2 separate regions of the Homo sapiens genome follow, and region 2 is linked to region 1. Evidence: chromatin loops called from intact Hi-C (ENCODE). Cell type or tissue: CD4-positive, alpha-beta T cell. All regions are shown on one strand.

Region 1 (2,500 bases):
TTCTGCCCTTGGACAAGGATTTGCATAGTCAGGTCCACTGCTTCTTAGACCCTCAGATTTGGACTGAGTTACACCCAGGCTTTCCTGGGACTCCTGCTTGTAGATGGAAAATCATGGGACTTCTCAGCCTCTCCAATCTAGTGAGCCAATTCCTCTTAATAAACCACCCCCTGCCCCACAACACACTCACAGAGGCATACCTTGTTTTATTGTGCTTCAGTGTATTATGCTTCACAGATATTACATTTTTCACACATTGAAGGTTTAAGGCAACCCTGCATCTAGTGAGTCTATCAGCACTGTTTTCCCAACAACATATGCTCACTTTGTGTTTCTTTGTCACACTTTGGTAATTTTCACAATATCTCAAACTTTCTCATTATTCTCTGTCTATTATGATGATCTGTGGTCAGTGATCTCTTTTTTCTTAACTCTGCAGCTTTGTAGCAATTAGCAATCTTTGATATTACTGTTGTAATTGTTTCGGGGTGCCATAAACAGCCATATAAGATGGCAAACTTAGCAAATGCTGTGTGTGTTCCGACTGCTCCACTGATCAGCTGTTTGCCTGTCTTTCTCCCCTCTGTCCTGCCTGTTCCCTGAGACAAAACAATATTGAAATTAGGCCAGTTGATAACCCTGTAATAGCCTCAAAGTATTCAAGTGAAAGGGAAGAGCTACACATCTCTTGCTTTAAATCAAAAGCTAGACATGATTAAGCTTAGTGAGGAAGGCATGTTGAAAGCCTAGATAGGCCAAAAGCTAAGCTTCTTGGTGTTAAACACTCAAGTTGTGAATGAAAAGGAAAAGTTTTTGAAGGAGATTAGAAGTGATACTCCAGTGAACACACAACTTATAAGAGAGTGAAACAGCCTTATGGCTGATATGGAGAAAGTTTTGATGGTCTGGATAAAAGATAAAACCGGCCACAACATTTCTGTAAGCCAAAACCTAATCTAGAGCAGTGCCCTAATTTTTTTCAATTCTGTGAAGACAGAGAGGCAAGGAAGGCACAGAAAAATGTTTGAAGCTAGCAGAGGTTGGTTCATGAGGTTTCAGGAAGGAAGTTGTCTTCATAACATGAAAGTACAAGATAAAGCAGCAAGTGCTGATTTAGAAGCTGCAGCAAGTTATGCAGAAGTTCTAGCTAAGATCATTGATGAAGGTACATATACTAAACAACAGATTTTCAATGGAGATGAAAAACAGCCTTCTGTTTGAAGAAAATGCCATCTAGGACTTTCATAGCTAGAGAGAAGTCAATGACTGGATCCAAAGGTTCAAAGGACAGGCTGACTCTCCTGTTAGGAGCTAATGCAGCTGGTGACTTTAAGTGGAAACCAGCACCCATTTACCATCCTGAAAATCCTTGAGCCCTTAAGAATTACACTAAAGCTCCTCTACCTGTGCTTTGTAAATGGAATAACAAAGCCTGGGTGATAGCACATCTGTTTATAGCAGGGTTTACTGAAAATTTTAAGCCACCTGTCGAGACCTACTGCTTGGAAAAAAAAAGATTCTTTTCGAAATATTAATGCTCATTGACAATGCATTTGGCCAGCCAAGAGTGCTGATGGAGCTGTACAAGGAGATTAATGTTGTTTTCATGACAGCTAATGAAACTGGATCCTCATCTCTCACCTTATAGAAAAATCAACTCAAGATTGTTCAAAGACTTTAATACCTGAAACCATAAAAATTATAGATGATAACCCTCACAGCTTAGCTCCCACCTGTGAGTAAGAACACATGATATTTGGTTTTCCATTACTGAGTTACTTCACTTAGAATAATGGTCTCCGGTTCCATCTGGGTTGCTGTGAATGCTGTTATTTCATTCCTTTATATGGCTGAGTAGTATTCCATGGTGTGTGTGTGTATGTGTGTGTGTGTGTGTGTGTGTGTGTGTGTGTGTATGTACATATACATACATACATACCACAATTTCTTTATCCACTCATTGATTGATGGGCATTTGGGCTGGTTCCATACTTTTGCAATTGCAAATTGTGCTGCTATAAACATGCATGTGAAAGTATCTTTTTCATATAATGACATTTTTTCCTCTGGGTAGATACCCAGTAGTGGGATTGCTGGATCAAATGGTAGTTCTACTTTTACTAGTAGTTCTTTAGGGAATCTCCACACTGTTTTCCATAGTGGTTGTACTAGTTTACATTCCCAGCAGGAGTGTAAAATTGTTCCCTTTCTACCTCATCCATGCCAATATCTATTTTTTTTATTATGGCCATTCTTGCAGGAGTAAGGTGGTATCGCATTGTGGTTTTGAAGTGATTTCACCATTTGATAGCATTTACCCACATTTATTCATTCTGTGGTCTATCAATCAAGGAATAACTTCAACTATCAAGTCTTCCTATTTAAGAAATACATTTCATAAGTATTGAAGGAAATTAAAAATGCTACTCCAGTGAACACACAACTTATCCTTTTCATTCACAATTTGGCTGTTTGATGCATTTTGTCACTGCCATAGAGA
Region 2 (2,500 bases), 260 kb before region 1:
CAGGAGATCCCCCATTTTTCTGCCTATTTGAATCCTTCCAGGCCCCCTCCTCCTGATGTGGCGACACCTCTCTCCTCAGAACCCTGATAATGTTCACCTCTCTTATTAGGTTATAAACTCTGAGGGCGGGGCTCCCGCATTCCCGTGTTTAGCCAGCCGTCTTGCACATGGCGATATTGGTTTTGATAATCTACCACATCATTCCCTTGTTCTCATGCTGATTGCTTGTTGGTGTCAGCAGGTTATGCCTGCCTTATTACCGCATCCTGATCAGGCAGCTGGTGTTCAGGCAGCTAAGAATCCCTCCCCTCTATAAAATGCATTCTGATAACTATGGTAATGAGACACTGCTAGTAGATGTCTTGGTCAGTGATATTTACCTTCTAAGCACTTTATTTCCTTTTTTTTGTTTTATTATAGGCTGCAAAAATACAATTTCCCAGAATTTTAAGTTAGGGGCATATAAGTAAATCTGCTTCTCTTATGGGTTAAACAGAGTCCCCAGTCTTTTCTCAGAACGTAGAAAGAAACAACTGAACTACAGATTAGCTTTTGGGATGCCACTTGTTTGATGGCCAGTGTCTACATGTTTATTGATCACTCCTTTTGGTTTTTCTTTTTATCTAGAAAATCATAAATATTTTATCGGTCCTGGAACAGTTTGACCTGAAGTTAAAGTTAAAAATTCTCTAGATATTCACATCTTTTTATTTAGTAACATCCAAGTTTTTAAGCTACCTTAACTTGCATTTCTGAATTGTTCAAATGTTATATTTAAGGGATACCTTTATTTCTGAGATTTACAAATTTGTCCACTGATAATAAGAGTCCTATATAACTGGGAGGCTGGGAGGTGCTCTCTAACTTTTACCTCCTGATCTTTCTCCTCTTGCCTCTTTTTCTTTTCGGTATTCCTAGGGTTCCACAGAGCTGAGCCCCTTGGGTCTACCCTTTGTACTCTTCTCACCAACTAGATTGTTGGAGATTTCTCGACCTATGCCTTCAGGTACTACATGATAACAGCTTATTTCCAAAGCCATATCTGTAGTCGTTCCTCTCTTGTGAGCTTGGACCCTGTATCCTTTTGCCTACTGGCAAAGCCCCAGGTGTATCTAAAATTCAGCTTATCTAAAGCATGATTCACTGTCCTTCCTTTCAAAACCTAATTCTTGTTCTGTACAGCCTATTTTCATGAAAAGCACTACCTAGACTCTGTCTGGTTGGCAGGCCAGAAACTTCAGAGGGTGTTGACATGTGTTGGGTTATCCAGGAAACAGACTCTGAGCTGGAGATGCATGTTGAGAAGTGGAGATTTGCATACAGAGTGTGTGCGGGAGCTGTCTCCTGCCTTCAACCCTCCCCTGCAAAAGTGAAAGTGAAAAAAAAGAAAGGTATATTCATCATGACACGCATTCGTGCTGAACCCGGATGCAGCCTCAGAATCCTTCTTAACCCAGTGCCCTTGGCAACTGTTACCATTCCTTGGATTGGCACATGAGATGAAATCTTATCAATATCTGATGGTGTGGTTCACATTGACAGGTATCTCTATAGGCCTCTACACACAAACATCACCATTAACAGCTGGGTGGCACTTTGCTCAGTGAGCAGAGGTGAGCGTTTGTCTAGATAGAGGAAAGAAGACAAGACAGGGAAGGCCAGGAGCATTGGGAGGTGGGTGTCAAGCAGGAGAAGCAGGAGTGGGTGGGTGGAAGTACATGGTCTCCCAGGTGTTCCTAGAACGCCAGCCCTGAAATCAGAGACCTTTGGTGCGAATATTCTTACCATTTCTCTCATCTCTTTTGCTCCAGGTTACGTTACAGTGGATATTTTGGGGGTGTTACTGCCCTAAGCAGAGAGCAGTTTTTCAAGGTGAATGGATTCTCTAACAACTACTGGGGATGGGGAGGCGAAGACGATGACCTCAGACTCAGGTGAACAACAGAGAAAGGTCCCCTTCACGGGGCTCTGCACTCAGTGTGGCTCTGGAGACCTGCATTTATATTTATTCCTTTAGATGCCAGTCCAGCAGGTCACTAGGCTGCAGATTTGGGCTTGAAGGGTGCAGGGGGTGGAGGGAAGGTAGGATGGCCCACATCATTCTGTGCCAGTAGCAGTTTACTTCTGGCCTGGGGGCATTTGGGGTCCAGAAGTGTTGGTGGAGGCCTCATGTACTTGTCGGGAAAGACTTACTGAGACACCAGTGAGTGAGAAACCCCAAACTGCAAGGTGTCTGCTGAACTGCAATTTGGAGACCGGGTTGTTAAGAGCCTCATGCTTTCTGTCAGACCCCTTGGGGACACAGTTCCCAGTGTCCCCCTGCAGGGAGTGCCAGCAGCCTCTGGGGAGCTGCACATGTTGAAGCAGGCAAAGAGGTCCTCTCCTCAAGCGTTAGGCAGCCCTGGCAGCCCTGCACGCTGTGGAGACTGCAGGTGGCCTGACCCCAGGCCTGACTCTGGGCTGTTGACATTACCCTGGGTTCTCTTGGACTGCTTTCTGC

The links. Peaks named below come from ENCODE experiments on the same cell type or tissue, not always from the same donor. Only the 100,000 strongest peaks of a DNase experiment are listed, where the experiment ranks them.
Region 2: a loop joins it to region 1, with 2.2 times the contacts of the local background. A loop is called at or near these places in 3 of 110 quality-filtered maps.

What each region holds. Positions count from the first base shown.
Region 1 is chr3:118,954,635-118,957,134 of GRCh38, reverse strand. All of the region lies in intron 1 of IGSF11 (immunoglobulin superfamily member 11), which reads left to right. Among named protein-coding and RNA genes, the nearest start is that of IGSF11-AS1, 13 kb to the right of the region's middle. In CD4-positive, alpha-beta T cell, no CTCF peak of the experiment used is centred here; a DNase peak (open chromatin) is centred at 1,044; H3K27ac peaks cover 1,030 bases.
Region 2 is chr3:119,218,084-119,220,583 of GRCh38, reverse strand. B4GALT4 (beta-1,4-galactosyltransferase 4) reads left to right here. Exons shown (of 8, transcript NM_003778.4): 6 at 1,812-1,934. Among named protein-coding and RNA genes, the nearest start is that of B4GALT4-AS1, 7.2 kb to the left of the region's middle. In CD4-positive, alpha-beta T cell, no CTCF peak of the experiment used is centred here; a DNase peak (open chromatin) is centred at 1,323; H3K27ac peaks cover 861 bases.